Regions from separate parts of the Homo sapiens genome. Here all the other regions are linked to region 1. A link is a loop called in an ENCODE intact Hi-C map of the cell type or tissue named here. Cell type or tissue: IMR-90. All regions are shown on one strand. Region 1 overlaps LINC02941 (long intergenic non-protein coding RNA 2941). Region 2 holds the start of LOC105378027 (a long non-coding RNA gene). Region 3 has its middle 230 kb from the start of MIR3668.

The links. Peaks named below come from ENCODE experiments on the same cell type or tissue, not always from the same donor. Only the 100,000 strongest peaks of a DNase experiment are listed, where the experiment ranks them.
Region 2: a loop joins it to region 1, with 5 times the contacts of the local background. A loop is called at or near these places in 2 of 110 quality-filtered maps.
Region 3: a loop joins it to region 1, with 3 times the contacts of the local background. A loop is called at or near these places in 12 of 110 quality-filtered maps.

What each region holds. Positions count from the first base shown.
Region 1 is chr6:140,057,328-140,065,327 of GRCh38, forward strand. All of the region lies in intron 1 of LINC02941 (long intergenic non-protein coding RNA 2941), which reads left to right. The region is part of intron 2 of LOC107986652 (a long non-coding RNA gene); the gene reads right to left. Among named protein-coding and RNA genes, the nearest start is that of LINC02941, 85 kb to the left of the region's middle. In IMR-90, no CTCF peak of the experiment used is centred here; DNase peaks (open chromatin) are centred at 4,894 and 5,234; H3K27ac peaks cover 3,296 bases.
Region 2 is chr6:140,535,185-140,543,184 of GRCh38, forward strand. It overlaps LOC105378027 (a long non-coding RNA gene), which reads left to right and starts at 3,306. Exons shown (of 8, transcript XR_001744387.3): 1 at 3,306-4,118. In IMR-90, a CTCF peak has its summit at 3,940; a DNase peak (open chromatin) is centred at 2,767; H3K27ac peaks cover 3,212 bases.
Region 3 is chr6:140,432,048-140,440,047 of GRCh38, forward strand. No RefSeq gene overlaps it. Among named protein-coding and RNA genes, the nearest start is that of MIR3668, 230 kb to the left of the region's middle. RefSeq lists an enhancer at 3,693-4,690. In IMR-90, no CTCF peak of the experiment used is centred here; a DNase peak (open chromatin) is centred at 4,564; H3K27ac peaks cover 879 bases.

The DNA of each region.
Region 1 (8,000 bases):
AATATTAATTTGATCAAACTAAGGTCCTTTTTTAATTATTTAATGATCACAACATGAAATCACACAAATTAAGAGGATAGAAGATATAAATCAATCTGAATTAGGAAAAATTTTGTAATTTAACCAGGTAACATTTTCATGGATGTAAACAAATATATTACAGATAATGAGATGAAGGAATTGGTATGAAACTGAATTTAAAACCTTAATTTAAACAAATATGTTCTCTAGTTTATACACAATCAATACACATGGCATATGAAATTTCATAAAATATGATACAGTACATTGCTTCTTCTATATACCATTCACTATTTTTATAAGCACAGAATATTATTGGATGATAAATATAATTAAACAGAGCAAAATCATATGAATTAAAGCCATGAAGATTTTTTTACGGAATTACAGGCTTGCTACAGAGCTTGTGGGCATTACTACTATGCTGTCAGAGAAATGTATTAGCCCCTGAGGGATAGATTCTTATTATCAGCTATGGATTTTGTGGTCTTTAAATTAGAAAGCAAAATGCTATAATATGTGTCTTTGAAAGCAAAAGAAGGAAAGTACTGAAAAATTTAAGCAAACAATTAATGTTAACTTCAAATGTAAGGGTGCTTGAGTTTGTACACAGCTTGCTCCCTAGTTAAAGCCAAGATCTACATTGCATGCACAATTGCATGCAAATTGGACCTAATTTACTGCATGCGCTGCCTCTTCAATTAAATAAAATGAGAAGATGATTTTTACTTTAGAAGAGTAAAATTTCAATGTGTTAAAATGTTTTACCTCCAAATTTTTCATAAATAGCTTACACACCAAAGTGTTTATTTGAAAGATCTCATTTAGTCAGTATATTTTGAGTTTGGCTTGGCATGGAAGGCGTGGGTTCTGCCCTCAAGGAGCATATGGATCTACTGGGAACAGGAAATATATTAACATGGCTAAATTTCTAGATTTATCTTCCTAAGACACCTTTTTATATAGGTCTGCTTGTTCAACTTCTACCTTCCAACTCATCAGTCTTTAAAGTCTGCATCATTGCATGTAACAGGCACTCCAAATCCTTTTTTTTTTTTTTTTTGAGACAAAGTCTCACTTTGTCACCCAGGCTGGAGTGCAATGGCATGGTCTTGGCTCACTGCAACCTCCCCCTCCCTCCCGGGTTCAAGCGAATCTCCTGCCTCAGACTCCCAAGTAGCTAGGTCTACAGGCATGTGCTACCACACCCAGCTAATTTTTGTATTTTTAGTAGAGATGGGTTTCACCATGTTGGCCAGGCTGGTCTCGAGCTTCTGACCTCATGATCCGCCCGCCTTGGCCTCCCAAAGTGCTGGGATTACAGGCATGAGCCACTGTGCCCAGCCTCCAAATCCTTTTATGAGATGTATTCGCTTCCTAGGTCTGCTGTAAAAAGTATTACAGAGTGACTTAAGACAAGAGAAATTTATTGTCTCACAGTACTTGAGGCTAGTAGTCCAAAATCAAGGTATGGATGGAGGCATGCTCCCTCTGAAACCCATAGGGGAGAATCCTTCTTTACCTCTTCATAGCTTCTTGTGGCTTGTCAACAATCTTTGGCATTCCTTGGCTTGCAGCTATAGCACTCCAATTGCTGTCTCTATTGCAACATAATGTTCTTCCTTCCTGTGTCTGTGTTCAAATCTACCTGTTCTCAACAGGACATCAGTCATATTGGATTGAATGTCCATTCTATTCCAATACGATCTTATCTTAACATAGCTGATTACGTCTGCAATAACCCTATTTCCAAATAAGGTCACATTCTGATGTACTAGGGGTTAGGATTTCAACATACATGTTTTGGGAATACAATTCATCACATGACAGGAAGCATTCAGGTTCATCCACTATTTTGCTTGCTCAGGCTGCCTTCATTCCTCATTTATTATGGGAGAAAAAACCTACCAGTTGTTGAATTCCTTCTCTTAGCAGGTACTTTACATATGCTAACTAATTAATTCTTGGGAGAACTCTAAAGAAAAGGCATTATTGTCCCATTTTATTGGTGAGGGATCTGAGGCTTAGGGAGTTAAAGTGCATTTCTCAAGATTTACTCATCCTTTAGGTCTTAGTTCCAATCTCGTTCCATCAAGAAAGGCTTCCTGAACACCCAGGCAAAATTTGGTTTCCATAATATGTATTCTCATGGCACCTTCTATTTTTCCTTTGTAAAATTCATATCATTTAATAATTATTTATCATTCAATATTTGTTTAGTGTTTGCCTCTTCATCTGGGTCATAAGCTCCATGAGGTGGGGCCCATGTATATTTCCATCACTTGGGCACACAGGCACTGGGTAATATTTGTGGAACAAATGTTTGAATGAGTAACTCCCATAATTAGTAGAATAAATATTTGAACATTTTACCCCAAATCTCAGAGTTACTCCACCCATAATGATTAACCAGTTTCTACTAGACATCTGTAATGTAGTAGACATTTAACTTCGCAAGATGAATAAGGCCTAGTCCCTGTCCTCAGGGAGTTTACAGTTTAATAGAGAAGACACAGAAGAGGAGGGGATGACTAGCTACCTGAAGATGGTGATGGGATCAGAGAAGCTTATCACAGATACCAAAATCATCTTATAGGGAGGAAGACTGGTTGGAATAATTGGAAAATGGGGTTAAGGGAGGCCTAGGCAGAGAAGCAGGTGTAAATGGGACAAGTCCTTGGCAGAGGATAATATTTTTCCCCAAAGGCAGGCAATTTGGTAGATGGAGGAGGGGTTTTGATGAGTTAGATGAGCCTCATCTAAAAGAACTTTTCCTGAGCCAAATGGATCTACTCATGAGCTCATCAATATATCCCACACATTTGTGACTCAGCTCAATGAAAAGCAGATATTTCCAAATCTGGAAAAAGCTCTTTTTGGAGGTAATGAGTTCCCAGTCTTTTGGAGTTGTTGAATAATCATGTGGGCAACTATTTTAATGCTGTGTTTTAGCAGTGCTTCTCTTCCTATCCTTCTTGCTGCTATGGCACGCATGGAAAATATTTCAATGGCACATTGAGATACAACCAGAAGCAAACTCTTCCAAGGGCTGAAGAGGTCAATACACCAACTCCTTTGTGATACATGCACAGTGTTCTAGAATAGGGAATTTAATCCTTCTGGAGTTTTCATTATAGAAAAAATTAAGATATCCTCTAATTTTGAGGTTCTTTAAACTGAAACACTCCTTTTCCATATTCTTCATACAGAATCCCAGAGTAATGTATTAATAGTGTAAATCAGATGATGTCACCTCACTGCATAAAACCCTTCACTTCTTAAAACATTTCAAAGAAAATCCAGAATTCTTACCTTGAACTAACAGGCTCTGCACACTTTGGTTTCTACTTGCCTCTCTCAATTAATTTTCTACATCCTTCTCCTCTGCTCACTATAAGCCAGCTCTAGGCATTTTTCTCAAGTTTTCAAATAAGCCAAACTTACTTCTGCCTCAGGGCCTTTGCACAGGCTGGTATCTCTAAAGGCAAAAATATGAGGATAGCTTTCTTATACTTTAATCCACAGTTTAAATATCATACCCCAGTAAGGCTTTTCCCTGACTGCTGTATCTAAAGAGTTTCTACGTATAGTTTATTGCACCATCTGTTTGTAGCCTCAAATGGTGTATTTCTTAAAAAAAAAAAAGAAACTACTCATTTATTATTGTCCCCCTGTACACACACACTCCCTCTACCATCCACCTCTTCCCTGACCTGTGAGTTTGACAGAAGGAAAGTGCTTGCTCTGCTCAGAACTCTAGTAGTTCTGAACGAATACAACAATGCCAGGGACATTATAGGGGCTCAATGCTTATAAGTTGAATGAATTAATTTGAACATTTCAAGGACAATTTGACAAATAGATCAATGTAAATATTGTAAGCCTGGAAAGGAAGGATGTTTAATGAATAAGATGGAGACAGAGGATGGGTTTAAAGGAGTGACCACATTGGTATGCAGAAATTGAGAAAGGTTTCATGGAGGAAGCTCTAGATGTCCCCTGAAATGTTAACATGTAAAACTAAGGAGTGTGTGGGGGAGGGGGATTATGGTAATATTTTAGAAGAAATTATTATCCATAAATATGTATTGTTAAGTAGAAGAACTACATGGTTTAGGAACAACAAATAATGCAATTTGATTTTATTATAGCAGTGTTTCTCAATCAGTTATGATTTTGCCACCTAGGGGACACTGCAAAATGTCCAAAGACAATTTTGGTTGCTGCAACTTAGAAGTGCTACTAACTTTTATTCGGTAAAGGCCAGGAATGATGCTAAACGTTGTTCAAAGCCCAGGACAGTACCTCTCAACAAATAATTATCTGCATCAAATGCCAATAGTGACAAGATTGAGAAATACTGCATTCTGGGAATATGTAAGAACATCGTAGAAAATAAAGCTAAAATAACAAGGCAAGGCAAAACTTTGGAAATACTTAAATATCAAGGTCAGGCATTTACTTAGTAGGGAGAGGGGAACTAATGTTGGTTTTATGCAGAGTCGTGATAGGAACTCTTGGAGGCTTAACCCAGTACTCACATAAAGGCAGCCTGGAGCAAAATGGGAAGAGGCCTGTGTAGAAGCTGCTTTAGTGGTCTAGATAAGAATAGGGGGCCTTGCACTAGAAGAATGCTGAGGGAGATGGAATGGAATAGACAGATTTATGTTATTTCAGAGTTACAATATTAATGGATTGTCAATGACAGAATGCATCCATTCTGTTTCAGAAGTTTTTAAGTATACATTCTTATGTCTGTTTGATTCAGTTCACATGGATTTTGAAGGAAAATACCACAAGTCATGACTTTTTGTCCATAAATGCTTGGAATGCCCCTGAGGTTTCTTCAGTATTTCATATCACATGTTTTCATCAGTGAGGGGAGAATTTAAAAACATGCATGGTAATAACTAAAAACTCTGCTGCTTTAGTGAAGGAATTTGTTATTGCACCATATTTGGGTGTGGGATGAGTAGAAAAGAAAAAGAAAGGGGGAGGGGAGAGAGAGAGAGAGAGGCAAACACAACAAACCACACAGTTTTAGTATTTCTCCTGTAGAATACTTGGAAAATGAAGATATTTGAAAAATAGAGTCATGGAATCTTCGAGTTAGAAGGTTATCTGGTCCAGTCTTTTTTTTATTCGAGCACAAAATCAAAACATTAAGTGGGATGGCTGACTACTCTTGTCTTAAAGATCTTCAGTGCTTGGCCAGCTGCCCAGGTTATTCAAAGTCTGTGCTCACATTTGCAGTGAGTTTTTAAGATTTCAAGATATTGGCAATCTGACAAAAGCCTAATTCAAAAGTAACTGGTATCTTTATTAAGGTATAGCAAATGAGATATGAATAAAAACTGTGTGAAAGAGCCAAGGCAGAAATACAAGGTAATTATTTTCTGGACTTCACCCTTTGTTGGGAGTTTCAGAGACCTCAGCAAAAAAAGAAGCCTCTCTGGCTGTATTTTAATCCTGGCTTCCTCTAGCCTAGGAACAGCCAATTACTGTGGTAAACAGAAATCATCTGAACATCAGCAGTATCCCTATCATCATCCTGATGCCAGCCTTGGGAATTTTGACCTCTATGTTTCATGGCATGGTCCACCCCTCAGTGGTCAATAAGCCAAGCCAGATGCTGTTCTTCCAACTCGATATAGGGGAAGGAACTGAGTTCTATAGCCTACTGGCTTGGTTAAGGGCTTCAAGGCACATTTGGCTCATTTATGCTATCACACATTCTTGATAATGTGTATTTTAAATTACCCATGCACTTTCATCATGGAAGTCAAGAGCATGTAAGATCCTTGCCTTTTCTGGAAGGAACATTAGACATGGAAGCTTTAACACTCCTAAGAGAACAGATGTCTGGTCAAACTGGTGCAATTCATGATAAATAAAGCCCAGGAGAAGGAATTGCTAATGAGGGCTGGGAATGAGTGAGGAGGGGAAAATATTCTGTTAGTTATTAGGGTAGGGAGTTGATTTAGAAGAAGCATGATTAGTAATGCATGTTAAACTCTGGGTTTCTAGATATGGCCACATATCACTAAGGATCATAGATATGGGTAGAAAGTGAAAAATATCTCTGTATACCGTGATTCTAATAGATGTAAAAATGCTAAGTTAAGTCATTCTCCTTATGTTCTCATTCTTGGGCCTGCCTTCTCTGACATTTATCCCAGTATTTCCATAATACTTTTGGAATAGGCAATAACAACACCATAATTTGCTCTAATTTTGCATATTTGTACTAACTCTTTATAAGAAGAATCCCATGGGAGATTCTAGTAGGTAAACATAGAAAATTTTTTCACATGTCTGATAAAACCAATAAAATGTAAAACAAAGAAAGTAACCAAAGATAATTTATTGAAAAAAACTATCTCACAAATCAAAGATTTTCTGATCTGCCAAAATTCTCTGAGAGGGACAAATAGACTTGCTGGACTCTGATGTTTTTTTGTTTTTGTTTTTAAATATTCACTGATGACATCACAGTCTCTTGTCAAAAGTTCGCTGATAATAATGTCAAAAACAGACTACCAGACAGAGAAAAACCTATGAGACTCTTATAAACTTTTTAAGTGTTCTGTTTTCTCCCTTTATGTGCTGCTAAATACATGCACAGAAAGAATTTCTTATTGAATTATTTTCCAAATATGCAATGCTCACTACTTTCAGCATTTTCATGTTGTATGTATACCTCTAAACTATTATTTATCTAGCTGGTTTTAGACTTTTTTGCCTAATCAAAGTTATCTAATCAGGGAAACAACACTACATAAAAAATCATGGAATATATATATATATATTCCATATATATTTTATATATATGTATACTCCATATATATGGAATATATGGTCATTATATATATATATACACACACATTTTATATATGTGTGTGTGTGTGTATATATATATATATATATATATATATATAAAATTCCATAGCTGGAATACTGAGGAAAGCATTTAGCTTTCCTCAGTAAAAGAGCATGTGTTGATAACTCTTTATCGTGTGTGTGTGTGTATATAAAGTTCAGTGCTTAATATCATTGTGAAATATAGACTTCTAGTTGTTAGTACATGTAACAACAGCAGAAATGGTAAAATCATTACAATAAAGCTGTGAAGGATGTGTTCTTGCAGCAAAGCACACGGGGGATCTTGGTTCCTAGCAGAAAAACACCACTGCTGCTATTTACTTCATCAGTGAATGACTCTGTGGGAGCAAAGGCCACAAGACAGCACTGAAAAGAGAACAGGCAGTGGTGCTGCCTGCCCGCTGATCAGACTGTGCTTGTCTTTTCAAAAAGAAAGAAATTTATCCTTTTAATAATTCCCGGTCGGGCGCGGTGGCTCATACCTGTAATCCCAGCACTTTGGGAGGCTGAGGAAGGTGGATCACGAGGTCAGGAAATCAAGACCATCCTGGCCAACGTGGTGAAACCCCGTCTCTACTAAAAATACAAAAATTAGCTGGGCGTGGTGGCACGTGCCTGTAATCCCAGCTACGTGGGAAGCTGAAGCAGAGGAATCGCTTGAACCCGGGAGGCAGAGGTTGCAGTGAGCTGAGATCGCGCCACTGCACTCCAGCCTGGATGACAGAGCGAGACTCCGTCTCTAATAGTAATAATAATAATAATAATAATAATAATAATAATAATAATAATTCCCTCAGATAGCACAGCTAAGCCAAGTTAGCTCTCCAGCCAGCTCTTGTTTGTGAAGTGTAATTCTGTGGTAATGAGCTGGTGACAACGTGAGGAAACAGTCTAAACCTTCTGAAAATCAATCCAAACATGACTAAAGACAGGAAGAAAGGGAAGGGAAGGGATGGGAAGGGAAAAGAGAGAGAGATGAACCAGAGGGAAGAAAGAAATTTTAATGACCATTTCAAGGGAATCAAGAGCACCATGGACATGAACTATTATTTACCAGTACAGTGGGGTTAAGGAATAAACTCTATTGGGATTCCCAT
Region 2 (8,000 bases), 480 kb after region 1:
TAAAGCAATCCACAGATTTAGTGCAATCCCTGTCAAAATAACAATGGCATTCTTCCCAGAAGTAGAAAAAACAATTCTAAAATTTATATGGAACCACAAAAGACCAAGAGTAGTCAAATCTATCCTAAGCAAAAAGAACAAAACTGGAGGAATCATATTACTTGACTTTAAATTATACTACTGAGCTGTACTGACCAAAACAGCATGGTATGGGCATAAAAACAGACACATAGACCAATGAAACAGAATAGAGGACCCAGAAACAACCTATAGTGAACTCATTTTTGACAAAGTTGTCAAGAACATACACTGGGGAATAGACAGTCTCTTCAAGAAATGGTGCTGGGAAACTGGATATTCATATGCAGAATTAAATTAGACTCCTATGTCTCACCATCTACAAGAATCAAATTAAAATGGACTTAGGACTTAACTCTAAGACTTCAAACTATGAAACTACTGCAAACACTGGGGAAAATCTGCAGGACACTGGTGTGGGCAAAGACTTCTTGAGCAATACTACACAAGCACAGGCAAGCAAAGCAAACATGGACAAACAGGATCACATAAAGTGTAAAAGCTTCTGCACAGCAAAGGATACAATCAACCAAGTGAAGAGACAACCCACAGAATGCGAGAAAATATTTGCTATCTACCCTCTGACAAAGGATTAATAGCCAGTATATATAAAGAGCTCATACAACTCTATAGGAAGAAAGTAATAAGCCTATTTAAAAATGGGCAAAAGATTTGAACAGGTATTTCTCAAAAGAAGACATACAAAAGGCCAACAGATACATATAAAGGTGTTCAACCTCAGCGATCATCTCAGAAATGTAAATCAAAATTACAATGAGATATTATCTCATCTCCATTAAAATGGCTTATACACAAAGACAGACAATAACAAATGCTGACAAGGATGTAGAGAAAAGGGAACCCTTGTATACTCTTGGTGGGAATGTAAATTATACAACTACTATGGAGAACAGTTTGGTGTTTCCTCAAAAAAACTGAAAATTGAGCTACCATATAATCCAGCAATCCATGTTAAGTGTACACTGAAAAGAAAATAAATCAGTATATCAGAGAAATGTTTGCGCTCCTATGTTTGTTGCAGCGCTGTTTACAATAGCTGAGCTTTGGAAGCTACCTAAGTGTCTGTCAACAGATGAATGGATAAAGAAAATGTTGTACATATACTCAATGAAGTACTAATCAGCCATAAAGAGAATGAGATCCAGTCATGTGCAACAACATGGAGGGAAGTGGAGATTTTTCTGTTAAGTGAAATAAGCCAGGCACAGAAAGACAGACATCATATTCTTACTTAATTGTGTGATCTAAAAATCAAATCAATTGAATTCATGGAAATAGAGAGTAGAACCATGGTTACCAGAGTCTGGGAAGGGTAATGAGGGGTTGGTGGGGAAGATATAAACAGTGAATGGGTACAAAAAAAATAGAAAGAATGAATGAGACCTACTATTTGATAGCACAATAGGGTGACCATAATAATAACTTAACTATATACTTTCAAATAAAGAAGGTAATTGGATTGTTTGTTACTCGAAGGATAAATTCATGAAGGGATGGATACTCCATTCTCCATGATGTGCTTATTTCACATTGCATTCCTCTATCAACACATCTCATGTACCCCATAAATATATACCTACTATGTACCCATAAATGTTTTTAAAAAGTATAAAAAGCAATATTCTAAAAAAATTAAATTATGAATATCTACAAATGTTCTTTCTAGCAAGGTTAAAACAACTATTAAAGATTGTTGCTATTTAAATATATCATAGGAAAAATCAAATTAAAATTAAAAAATAATAAAAACTCACATACTTCAAAGAGCTTAAAAAAGTCTTTTTAATGAATTTGTTATGTGTTTCCACATTAAGTATTAATATGTCATGCTAATATATCACATATATAACTTTTCAAACTTAACAATGGTGCTTATTTGAGGCATTGTGAATAATTGAAGTTATAAAAATATATCACAAATACTTTTGAAGAAATCTGTAGGTCTACTCCAAGCCGATCACATTGTTGTCTCTGTCTGGAAAATCTCATAACTTCAGTAGCAGAGTCTATTTTTGGAGTTGAAAATCAGTTCGGTCACAATACCAGTGGGATGACTGAAGGCTTGGGTAATGGGCTATAAAATCTTTTCCATCTAGGTCACTGATTGATTTGAGACTGTCACCAAGGTAGGTAGAAAAACAGTCACTGCTGCCTCATAAGAACTGTCAAATCATGTGAAATGAGAATATGGTCTCAATTCTGGCAGACATTTTTCCCATCTACCTAACACATGCATGCACGTGAGCACACACACACTTAATGACTTCTTGGGTTGCTTTAGAGCAGAGTAAAATTATTCTGGAATGAATCTTCTGTTCTGTGCAGAATAGAAAATATTTTGCTTAATTTGTCCAAGTGGTGTCATCAGGCAATTTCTATTTCAGAATTAAAGTGATCCACTTTACCAGGGGGACTCTTTCCACTTGAATTTTTATGCCTTTGTAGACTATGGTTAAGTGAAATGAGCTTCTCGGCTCTTTAACTATGTGATCCTCCAGTGCAGTTTATTATTTGGAGGAAGCAACATTTTGTCTGAATGATTCTACCAAATAAAAACGAAAAAGAGTTTAGTTTGATCAGCAAAGAATGTAGAAATTTACTTAAGCAGTAAAGAATGTGGCTGTCTGACTTTGGTATTATGTTACACCTCATGGTTCAGGCATCTTGTTTGCCTTAAATGGTTTCACAAGCAGGAGGGTTGACCCAGAGCAGATTCGCAGTGGCTGCACAGAGCACAGCTAAACAGCAGATTTAATGAGGTCGGAATTTCACACAATGCCTTATTCAAAGAATTCAGGCAGCAGGAGAGAAGTTGTGGTGAATTGCAGTTGCCCATGGCTTTGCATCAAGAAGCAAAACGTTTCTCCACAAATAGTTCATAAAAGTTCAAAAATAGATGCCAATTACATTCAGCTTTAAGATTCAGACATTTGTCAGGGAGGGGGACTTGTGTATTCACATTGTTAGAATTAAGGAAGTACGTTCATGAACCAAAAATACAGAGCTCTATTTACTCGTCTAAAGTCAGGAAGGATCAAAAGGGTTTCCTAATACATTTTGACATGCTGGAAGTTTTTCCTTTGTTTTCCCACTTTATGTTTTTGCAGTACCTACCACCTTATATTGCATTCTTTGCTTGTCTGTCTCCCCTACTTAACTTTAAAGTCCTTGAAGACAGGCATTTGGGGTGCCTTAAATACTTAATGAATAATTGCAGAGTGAATGTTGAACGAAAATGAATGTAACTCATTCACATACTCTATGCTAAATTGAGAAATAAAAAGCTCAGACATTTTCACTCCATCTTATTCCCTTAAGAAACATCAATGTAAGAATTCGACAGACTGCTAATCTCTTTGTGAAGCTAATGACCAGCTTTAATTTTGCAAATTAAATATCCAGTTTCCCTGCCTTTTTCCCCATTGAAAAATAGTCCTATGTTGGTCATTTATATAGCTCATTATTTTGGACCTGGGGATAAAGCTACAGTCAGAAAGCACACAGCCTCAGGTTCTATAATATTGGAATTAGGGGTGAGAACATTTTCCCTTTATGTAAGAACTCTGTGGCTCTGGGCATTTCTACATAATTATTGATCAACCTTGAACCATAGTTTCTCAAAAAGTCATATAAATGGGAGAGGATTGAGGTAGAAGTATGTGATATATAATTTATTATCTAAATTTGGACACTTTTGTCTGGAAAGAAAAAGAAGAAAAGTAAAGAAAAACTGCCAGGATGCTGGGACAAGAGGTGCACCACATCCTGCTGGGGAAAGCAAACCAGAACATCAGGTCATCCTGGGTAGACACAACCTGAGCCAGTGAGCAACACTGCCCCCATTCCAGCTGATTTCTAGTGTAATTTTCCATCATCTGCCTTTTTAAATGTAGAAAGTCTTGATTCAGGCTTGACTGGAAGTATTAAATGTCTACCTCACTTTTGATAGGAAGAAGATGATTTTTCACCTAGTGGAGTCATTGAACAGTGGTCTTCAAATTGGGATTATTTCCAAGAATGTGAGTACAGACAGTTTTAACAGACTTAATTAAAGCTCCTCACTTACCACAATTACTCTTTTTTAGCATGATATTGTTTGTTTTTTGTTTAAACCCCTTAAGCCCCTTTCCTTAATATAATAGCTATTTACAAAAAATAAAAATCACTCATTCATCTCATCAGATATTTCAAATTACTCTTGTTGCCTTCATTAAAATCCCCTAATCCCACTACAGAAATTTGTGTTTTTCCCTGTCTTATACATATTTCTGTTAAGAAAGGAGCAGGGAATAAAAAATGATGTATTTCTGTCCTTGTAGACTGTTCTTAAATCAGATACATGGTAGATTATTGGTGGTAGAATTGATAGCAAATCTGATTTTATGGCCTCCTCTGTGCCAAACTACTGTTTCCAAAGGATGAATTGCTTTTGAAAATGAATTGCTAACTATAGATGTATAGTTAGCCTAGGCGCAGTGGCTCATGCCTGTAATCCCAGCACTTTGGGAGGCCTAGGCAGGCGGATCACTTGAGGCCAGGAGTTCGAGACCATCCTGGCCAACATGGCGAAACCCTGTCTCCACTAAAAAAAATTATCCGGGCATGTGGCATGTGTCTGTGATCCCAGCTACTCAGGAAGCTGAGGTGGGAGAATCACTTGAACCCTGGAGGCAGAGGTTAAAGTGAGCCAAGATCGCACCACTGCACTCTAGCCTGGGCAATGAAGAGAGACTCTGTCTCAATTAAAAAAAAAAAAAAAAAAAAAAAGTATAGTTAGAGTAACGCAATGAGCTGTCAGAAATAATAAACTTTTTAAAATGGCTTTTATTCACATATTTAATGTAAGCAATTTTAAATGTTATTTTCAATTCCTTTTCCTTAAATCCATCATTAGGAGGAAACAAAAGAATCTACAAATTTCCAGCATAACACAGATTACTTACTCTAACTTTTTAAATAGTAACTAGAGTCTATTTAGTACATCAAATTTTTTGAATTATGATGTACAAAAGTTGCAGATGAACAATTATTTATTTTAGGTGCGATATGCCTTTATTTGACATTGTAGATAAGTCTTACTTTGTCAAATGCTACTTGAAGTATTTAATTATAGAAAATCATCTTACCTCATTATAATTATGTGTTGAAATATATTCTACTTCCTATCAACAAATGAAATTTTAATGGTAAATGTTGGATTAATTATTTTATAGTAGCATGTCCCATTCCTTCCTGTAAATATACAATTTTTAAAATCATTATGTCTAATTAAAGTAAGGGGGGTATTCTTATTTAATTTTTTCCAGAAACTGAATGTCAGAGTTGAACACATGCATGAAGATATTTTCTGAAAGATTAATATATTATCATGTGCTTATATTCTTAGTCTATAATTTTTGCTTTTTGCTTCATTAAATTATTCCATATTAAATAATGAGGTATTACATGAAATTTACCCAACTTAAAATTAATTATTTTAAGTTCACATCATTTTAATTTTATTGAACTAATTTTAATAATTTATTTTACTACATATGTTCTAGAAGGCATTTTTGTTTTTTATATTCCTCAAGTGCATATTAACAAGTGCTTTTGATTTGAAAAAAATGAAGTGAAACTTTTTCTCATACAAAGTGTCTGATTTGACTAACCGGGATACTAGTGAGAACAGGAATTAATTCTGAAGTCACAATTTCAGACAAGTCCCTAACAACATCTAAGTCAGGAAACTCTCTGCTTTGACAAAACAAACAGTTTAAAGCACATGAAAAAATAAAAATATTTTATTAGGAAAACTGCATTGTCACAGATGTTACAGTATTTTTGTGTTCCCTAACAATTCTGAGATTATTGGGTTAAGCAAAGTGCCTAACAGTGAAAAGAATAATAGGTTTAATTAGTAGTGACTTGATTAGTCTTGAAAAAGTGGAGGTTTAACTTGGTGAAAGAAGCTATGAAGAAAGTTGCTGTTGCCTATTTCCTTCTAAAGTTGAGCATATATATGCTCTATATCCCAGAATTCTACGCTGAGATATGCACCCAAGAGAAACTCTTAAAACATGGTACCACCAGAGACCTGCATGAGAATATCATAACATCAGACACCTGGAAATAATTTGAACACCCCCTGTGGCAAACTAGATGAATAAACCGTGTGTCATTCTCACGTTGGCATGTTCTATAGTAGGCAAAATAAATGAACTTTAATAATGCACCGTAACATGGATGAAGCTTAGCAACAAACAAACTCCCAGTAAAGCTTTTGTGAACAGCTTTACAGAAATTGAAAGTGAATGACTTAAAAGCCGGGATCACCGAAGACACAAAAGCCTGAGAAATAACTCTGTATACAAGTCGCTGGTTTCAGATTCTAGGTTTTCAATACAAGTGAAACAATAGCTAACTTAATTATGTGTTGAAATACATAATGAAAAATAATATTTGATGATAGAACACATTTTTTACATTTTCCACATTTAAGAATTAGTTTAAAAAACTGGAATAGATTTCAGCTAATGAGAGTTTATTTTGCACTTACTGAACATACAGCAATATGCATTTTAGAATGTATATTACTTGATGGGAAAAAGTTTTCAATACCTGCGATTTTTAGCATAGATGGTATATAAAGAACTGTACATCTTTGTTAAGTAGCACAGCACTTTAAACTGGAATCTGCATAGTTTTCCAAGGTTGAATCTATTATTATCTTTGCAGCTAATTCAGATTAACCTGGAAAATATGATGATATTCATAATCATGTTTACCAGTCACGTGTGTAATATTTTAGAAATGGATTCAGTTTCAAGACATTGATTTTGTACAGATTAGAATGTTTTATTTTGGTACATTTTCAAGTAGTCTAGAAACAGTTCATACATGATGCAGTTCACAATATAAATCGTGTTTTGGAAATATATCCTAAAGAGAAAAATGTAAAGATACATATAAAACCAATACACCCTTCCTGAAACATAGGTATTGAAAACTTTTCCCTAGCAAATAAACATATTTCGTAAACCCAGAGCTCTGTTATTAAGAGCAAAACTATTTTAGGCTATTTAAGAACTATTGGAACTTCAACTACTGGGTCTGTAAGCAAATTAATTTTTCCACTTTTGAGAATTGTTTAAAAATTTTAGTATAGATTTCACTTAATGAGCACTTATTTTGCATTTACTGAATGTAGAGCAATATGCATTTTAGAACAACAAACACATAATTTAGTTTCTCCCTCATCTTTTTCTTAAGAAAGAAGCCAAAAATTTCTTTATTTTTACCAAGGTGTACAATAAAATGCTACAGTACTATGAATATACCGTACAGATGTCATTGTCTCTTTAGTCCTGGCAGAACCAGCCCCAGGCAAGATTGTGAAGGAGAAGATTGACATTGACATCACCAGACCTACTTTAGGCAGTTTTTTCCTCCTCTTCAGAATACTTTTTTTTTTTTTTTGCATCCTTCAGGAACTCTATATCATTGTGAAATTCCCTGACCCCTGCCAATTAAATTTGCTCTCAGTAAAGGGTTCAGTCTCACTTGTTCATTTCTCACTGTCCGTTTAAAGAAAGGTATTACTTTACCAGGGTTCTTGACATTTTACTCCTTTCTAATTGTGGAATCAGTGGCTTTGTCCTTTCGAAAGCCAGATCAACTACTAAAGTAAACTTGTCTTCTAATGTACAAGTCAAAGCTTCCCTGGCTGTGTGAGAAAAGAAAGAAAATGAAACTTACCAAAGAGTCATTTCTATAAGCAAACATGACTGATTGAGAGATTAATGCCCAATTAGTGATTCCTCAGTCACCAATTAAACCTTCTGATCACTCAGTCAATAATGATGGTGGTTACTGTACACAGGGCTTGTCATTGTTTGCAGATCTGTCTCTTAGCTTTATGA
Region 3 (8,000 bases), 370 kb after region 1:
TAGTTCTAATGTTTATACCTAAAATTTATTTGTGCTCTGAAGTCTGTTTTGTCTGAAATTAACACAGTTACTCAAAGTTACAGCTCTCTTTTGATTTGTTTAGCGTGCTTTATTTTTTTCCACCTTTCTACTCCTAACCTATTAGAGTCTTTATATTTAAACTGCAGATTTTATAAATAATATACAGTTTGAATTTGCTTTTACCCACTCTCAATATCTCTGCTTTTAAAAGTGGTGTATTTAAACCACTCATATTTAAAGTGATTATTTATATATTTGGATTAATAGCAACTGTATGTTAAAATATTGTCTACTTATTGACAAAGGTTATTTTCTTGCACGCTCTGGTTTTAATTGAGTCCTTTTGTGATTGATTTTTATCTTCTCTCTTAGCATAATTTTTTTACCTCTTCTTTGAACATTTTAGTACTTTGTGTACAGTTTACGTTATACATTCATTCACTAATAAACATTTTTTACCAGCCTAAGTCCACTTTCAAATAATCTTATTCTGCTCCATGTGTAGTGCAGGTGTCTTATATCAGAATATTCCCAATTTTTCTCTCCTATCCCTGTGAAATTTTTGTCATTTATTTCATATGTTCATACACTATAATTACCCAAAGCACTATCACAATTATTATTTGTATTCTAAATCACCTAAAGATAAGAAAAATAGTCTTTATTTTACTTTTATTTATTTCTTCTCTGAAGATCTTCTTTTTCTGTGTAGAGATGAGTTTCTGATTCATATCATCTTTCTTCTGCCTGAAGAATATTTTTTAATATTTCTTGCACCATGTGTGATATAGTTTGCTTCTGTGTCACCACCCAAATCTCATGTTGAGTTGTAAGTCCCAATTTTGGGGGAGAAACCTGGTAGGAGGTGATTGGATTATGGGGACATATTTCACCCATGCTGTTCTCATGATAGTGAGTGATTTCTCACAAGATCTGATGGTTTAAAAGTTTGTGGCATTTCTTCCCTCTCTCTCTCTCTCTCCTGTTCTGACATGTGAAGATGCGTTTGCTTCCCCTTTCACCATAATTGTGTTTCCTGACGCCTCCCAATCATGTTTCCTGCTAAGCCTGCAGAACTATGAGCCAATTAAACTTTTTTTCTTCATAAATTACCCAGTCTCAGGTAGTTTTTTATAGCAGTGAGAGATGGACTAATACAGAAAGTTGGTACCAGAAGTGGGGTACTGCTATAAAGATACCTGAAAATGTGAAAACAACTTTGGAACTGGGTAACAGACAGAGGTTGGAACATTTAGGAGGGCCCAGAAGAAGACGGGAAGATGAGGGAAAGTTTGGAACTTCCTAGAGATTTGTTGAATGATTGTGACCAAAATGATGATACTGACACGAACAATGAAGTGCAGGTTCAGGTGGTCTCAGATGAAGATGAAGAACTTAATGGAGACTGGAGTAAAGGTCACTCTTGCTATGCTTTAGCAAAAAGACTGGCAGCATTTTGCCCCTTCCCTAGAGATCTGTGAAACTTTGAACTTGAGAGAGATGATTTAGGCCATCTGGCATAAGAAATTTCTAGCAGCAAGGCATTCAAGAGCTAATCTGCCTTTTTCTAAAAGTGTACAGTCATATGCATTTACAAAGAGATGGTTTGAAATTGGAATTTATGTTTAAAAGGGAAGGAAAGCATAAAGGTGTGAAAAACATGTCACCTGACCATGTGGTAGAAAAGAAAAACCCATTTTGGGGAGAGGAATTCAAGCATGCTGCAGAAATTTGCATAAGTAACGAGGATCTGAATGCTAATCACTAAGACAATGGGGCAAATGTCTCCGGGGCATTTCAGAAACCTTCAGAGGAACCCCTCCCTTCACATGCCCAGAGGTCTAGGAGGGAAAAATGGTTTCATGGGCCAGGCTTAGGGCCCAGCTGCTCTGTGCACCCTCAATACATGGCATGGCATCCTGCATCCCAGCCATTCCAGCTCCAGCTGTGGTTCAAAGAAACCAAGGTACAGCTTGGGTTGTTGCTTCAGAAAGTGCAAGGCCCAAGCCTTGGTGACTGGGAGTGTGGGCGTGCAGAAGGCAAGAGTTGAGGTTTGGGAAAATCTGCCTAGATTTCAGAGGATCTATGGAAATGCTTGGATGTCCAGGCAGAAGTCTGCGGCAGGGGAGGAACACTCAGGGAGAACCTCTATTAGGGAAGTGCAGAGGGAAAATGTGGGGTTGGAGCCCCCATACAGAGTCCCCACTGGGGCACTGCCTGGTGGATCTGTGAGAAGAGGGCCACTGTCCTCCAGACCCCAGAATGGTAGATCCACCAACAGCTTGCACTGTGTGTCTGGAAAAGCCACAGACACTCAATGCCAGCCAATGAAAGCAGCCGCAGGGGCTGTACTCTGCAAAGCCACATGGATGGAGCTGCCCAAGGCTATAGGTGCTCACCCCTTGCATCAGTATGTCCTGGATCTGAGACGTGGAGTCAAAGAAGATTATTTTGGAGCTTTAGGATTTAATGACTGTCCTGCTGGGTTTGGGGCTTGCATGGGGCCTGTAGCCCCCTTGTACTGGCCATTTTTTTCCCTTTTCATATGGAGAATTTAGCAAATGCCATATATTGGAAGTAATAGAGGTGGTTTTGAGTTTACAGGATCATAGGTGGAAGTTACTTGCCTTGTCTCAGATGAGACTTTGGAGTTGGACTTTTGGATTAATGCTAGAATGAATTAAGACTTTGGGGGATTGATGAGAAAGCATGATCTGTTTTGAAATGTGAGAACAGCATGAGATTTGGGAGGGGCCAGGGTCAGAATGATATGGTTTGGCCCTGTTTCCTCATCCAAATCTCATGTTGAATTTTAATCCCCAGATGTCAGTGGAGGAATTTGGTGAGAGGTGATTGAATCATGGGGGCAGATTTCCCACATGCTGTTCTTAATGAGATCTGATGATTCAATAGTGTGTGGCACTTCCTCCCTCTCTGTCTTTCTTTTTTTCTCTCCTGCTTTGACATGTGAAGATGTGCTTGCCTTCCAACATGATTGTAAGTGTCTTGAGGCCTTCCAGTCATGCTTCCTGTTAAGCCTGCAGAACTGTGAGTCAATTAAAGCTCCTTTCTTCATAAATTGCCCAGTCTCAGGTAGTTCCTTATAGCAGTGTAAAAACAGACTAATGCAACCAGTCTGCTGGTGATCGATCGTCCTAGATTTTTTGAGAAAGTCTTTATTTTTCCTTTAATTTTTGAGGATAATTTTGTTGGAGATAGAGTAGTAGGTTGGTGATTTGTTTTTTTCAACAGTTAAACTTTAAACAGATACTTTTTTACTCCATTCTTCTGCTTGCATAGTTTCTTACCTGAATTCCAATGTAATTTCTATGTTTGTGCCTTTATAGGTAGTATGTTTTTTTATCTGAAGTATTTCAAGATCTTTTCTTTGTCATTGGTTTACTAAAATTTGAATGTCCTATACCTCGATATAGTTTTGTTTATTTGTTTGTATTTATTTGGTTAGACATTCTCTGAAATTACTGAATCCATGGTTTGGTGTTTTTCACTAATTTTGGAAAGTTTGAAATTATTATTTCAAACATTTATTTTGCTCTCTTTTGTCTTTATTTTTCCTTCTTTTACTCTAGTTACATCTTATGTTATATCCCTAAATTTGTCTCACAGTTCTTGGATGTTCTGGTCTTTTGTTTTTATTCTTTTTTTTTTTTTTTTTTAATTTCAATTTGGGAAGTTTCTATAGATTTATATTCAAGCTCACTAGTTCTTACCTTGGCTGTGTCGATTCTACTGATGAGCACATCAAAGGCTTTTTCTACTTGTGTAAAAATGCTTCTAACATTTCCACCATTTTATTTTGATTCTTTCTTAGAGTTCTGTCTCTCTGGTTACTGTACCATCTGTTCTTGCATGTTGTCTACTTTTTGTGTTAGATCTCCTAACATATTAATCATAGACATTTACAATTACCGGCTTGATAATTACAATATTTGTAACATGCCTGAATCTGGGTCTGATCTTTGCTTTGACTCTTCAGACTTTGTTATTATTTTGTTGTTTACTTTCTTGTTTCTTTTTCTTCCTTTTTGCTGTTGACATGCCATCCATTCATTTACTTGTGAAACTGGACTTGTTGTATTGCATAATAGGAAGCCAAGTAAATAGACCTGTAATGTGAGGATTTATGTTAATCTGGCTAGTGTTTGGGCTTTGTTCAATGTTTGTTGTAGCTCTATGTGCCAGAGGCTTCAAACTCCTCTACGGTCCTTGTTTTTGTCTCCCCTCTTGACTTTGAACTTCTGTAAGTGCTCCTCCTTGCAGAAAGTCTATGTCTTACAGCTCTGTAATCCACCATTATTAAACAAAAGTTTTGTTGTAATTGCAGTAAGGTAGAGAAGAAGATTGTATAATTTTTCAATTAACTTCAGTCTTTTAATGCTCCTGTGTCCCTGGCCCATGACCTTCACAAGTGTTTCTTTTTATATATGTGGTTTTTTTTTCTTCGTCTTAGTTGAGACAGGAATGCTAGTGGAGTGAGAGGAATGCACCTCTTCATAGCTCCAGGACAAGGCTCTGGTAAGGTTTTGTTTCCCCAGAGAGTGTAGGCCTTTGTTATGCAGAAGGCTCTCAGCACATTTCACAAGGATTACTCTTCTCCTCAGGCTAGAACCAGGAGTCAATTTTTCTGGTTTTTGTTTGTTTGTTTTGTTTTTTTACCACAAGAACTGGGTGGAGATTCCAGAGGTAAAGCCCACAAAAGTGTGAGGCTCCCCTAGGACTATGGGCACCGAGAGAATCTTACTCTGAAATGAGCCCACACTAAGCTACCCTTTACACTTCAGTATGTGCTTCCTAAAAACAAGAACATCATTGTGTATCTTCACAACACAATTACCACTAGATACAATATTATTACCGAATCTGTAGACTAGTTAAATGTCGTCACCCGGAGTCCAGCACATGGTTGTGTTATGTTTTCTTTTCTGCTCTTTGGCTATCAATCTGGAATAGGTCCTCAGTCTTTCTATGTCTTTTTAAAAATTATTATTATTATTATTTTATATACAGGGTCTCATTCTGTTGCCCAGGCTGGAGTGCAGTGGTGTGATCATAGCTATTGTAACCTCAAACTTCTGGACTCAAGCAATCCTCCTGCCTCAGCCTCCCCAGTAGCTAGGACTACAGGCACATGCCACCTAGTGAATTTTTTATTCTCTTTTGTAGCAACGGTGTTTCACTATTTCCCAGGGTGGTCTTCAACTCCTGACCTCAAGTGAGCCTCCCACCTCAGCCTCCAAAAGTGCTGGGATTACAAGTGTGAACTACTGCACCCAGCCTTTCTTTGTCTTATGTTATTTTGATACTTTAAAGAGTAAAGCCTACTTATTTAGTGGAATACCTCTTAATTTGCATTGGTCTGTTACTGTATCATTTCCAGTTCATTCTATCAGTAGGCACATGACACTATTTTGTTCTATTTTTGGTGATGTTAACATTGGTCTCTTGGTTAAAATAGTGTCTGCAAAGTTTCTCCAGTGTAAATTTTCTCTGTAAAAATAGTAAGCACACTTTGGGGAAAATACTCTGAAATACTTGTTAATTCTTCAGTCCTCCTCTCACTTCTATCATCCCACCAATTTCCACCTTCATCCCCTCAAAGTTTCAACATTTTTGCCTGGCTATAGCTTAATCGTTCTTTAGGGCACAAAAATGACTTCATTGACTCTTAGACTAAATTGTACTCTCTGTTTAATAATAATAGCTTACAGCATCATCTCAGACCCTAGCTCCAGCCTTGCTGATGTTCAGGCGGTAGAGAGGTAGATCCCCAAATTAACAGGGTGTGGATGGGGAAATCCTGAGAGCATCGTGGCTTTCTGTAATTTGTGTTCTTCATATCTATTCTCTTCATAGAAATCATGCTTTAATGTTGTTTGTAAAAAAATATGCAAAAGTACCAGGGATATTTAAGTTAAAAAAAAAAAAGCCCTCAAAAAAAATCAAAGCCTGCAAGTGAGGTTGTGGACTTAGAGGGAGAAACATACTACGTGATATGAGACTCAGGTCACTATCATGTTTCAGTCATTTGCTGAGCAGCATCTGGTATGTGACCTCTAACAAGTCCTGACAGATCAGGTCTCGGAGGTTGAGTGCAGACACCTCTATCCCTACAAGGCATACTTTGTGGAGAGCCTGGGATTTCTGGAGGAGCTTGGAGACTGAGAAAGTTAGTAAACATTGCTGTAGTATTTGTGCTTAGCCTCTCTGAGTTCAAACAAAATTAGACAGAATCAGAACCAAATTCAAGCTCTTCACAGTGTCAGCTGGGGCAAGGCATAGTGTTTAGACATTGTCCTTATAGCACAGTTGTGCTAGTAGACATCAGAGAGAAGCTTCCAAGAAAAGGAAAGAAATTTTCTGGGAACATCTTACCTTCATCCCTGCCAGGCACAGAACTTCTCAATTAGGGAGAGAGGAGATACAGAATGAAACTATTCTACCCACTTGAAGTAAAGTGATTCGCCCCTATAACATGCACCTTTACTAGAGTTCAGAGCTTGTAGAACAGTGCTGAGGATGTGGCAGGAGCCCAATTATATTCATACAATTAAATTGAATAATATAATACAATGGAAATTACAACCACACTGTCGTGTTGTAAGATATGTACATCATATAGCAGAAAATCATCAAAAAATGTGTGTACTCTGTATGAAAATTCAAAAGTATTTGTTTTGTTTGTATATTTCAGGAATTATAAATTTACGATTGTGTCTCTTTTTGCTTTTTCTGATTCAAAATTTAGAGCTGAAACCAAGGCTTTTGTGACATACTAGTCCATAAGGCAGTGATTGTGTGTGCAAAGTGTGTCTCTGGTTTTATTATTCTGTTCACATATTTTTCCATTTGTATGTCTCTCAAATTTTCTAACCATATAAACCAGAAATTTTCTTTTGCAAAGACAAGTTTCAGAAAAGAAAACATTGTCCTTAATTTAAGTCCCTAAAAACAAAATCTCACATCACTCTACTTATTTTAATATTTAGAATAATTTGATGTTTGTGTAAGGTATATTAGTCATAAGTTAATTCAATTGAAAGTAGTTGTATATGATTTCAAGATAATATGAAAGTATCCATTTTTTTTAAGTAGAGGAGTTTAGACCTTTAATAAAAATATCCAACCTAGAGGATGTTTTTAAAGCTGTTGTAATGTTCATAGTAACATCTTTGTGGCGAGATTAAAATTTCTATGAGAACATTACACTTGAATTCAACAAGTGCTGCCTGTTAGCATGAATAGCAAATGCACATCCATGCTTCTCTTAGATAACAGATGTTGTCTAGGAGGATGGTGATTGCACACACGACAATTTAAAGATATAATTTTTGACATGTGAAGAGTGGAAAAGATAACGCTTGAATCACTAGAATATTTCTCAGTCCATTATTATAAATAGGTGCATGTACCTAAATTAATAATCTTAATTACATATAAAATTTTTGAAATTGGCTCAAAATGTTTATTAACTATTGACTATCCCATTGGGAAGTCAGTGAAAACTTTATATCCATGTATTTGGCAACATATTTTTAATTCTATGTGTTACATATGTTTTTATGTCTTACTTTAAGTTTATTGTGAAATACAATAAAGATATATCAAAATGAATATTCAAATTTAACTATTAACAGATATTACTACTATTCATATTCATAATGCTTATTACCATTCATTATAACATTACAAGTTACTGAAATATTTAATGTTCAAATACGTTGTTCTTGAACAGGCATTTATGTTAAGTTTGTGTAAGTGATGCCATGTTCCACTAAGACAAGACCGAGATATTTAGTTCAAAGGTGACATGTCCTCTTCAATAAGTAGATTGTTATTTTGGTTCACGGTGGTGAGGTGGAGATGGGGCCAACATTAAAGAATCAACATCAGTTTCCTACATATTTTTAGGCAGGTTTTATTTTTCAATAATATGACACACTTCCATTTTTATTTATTAC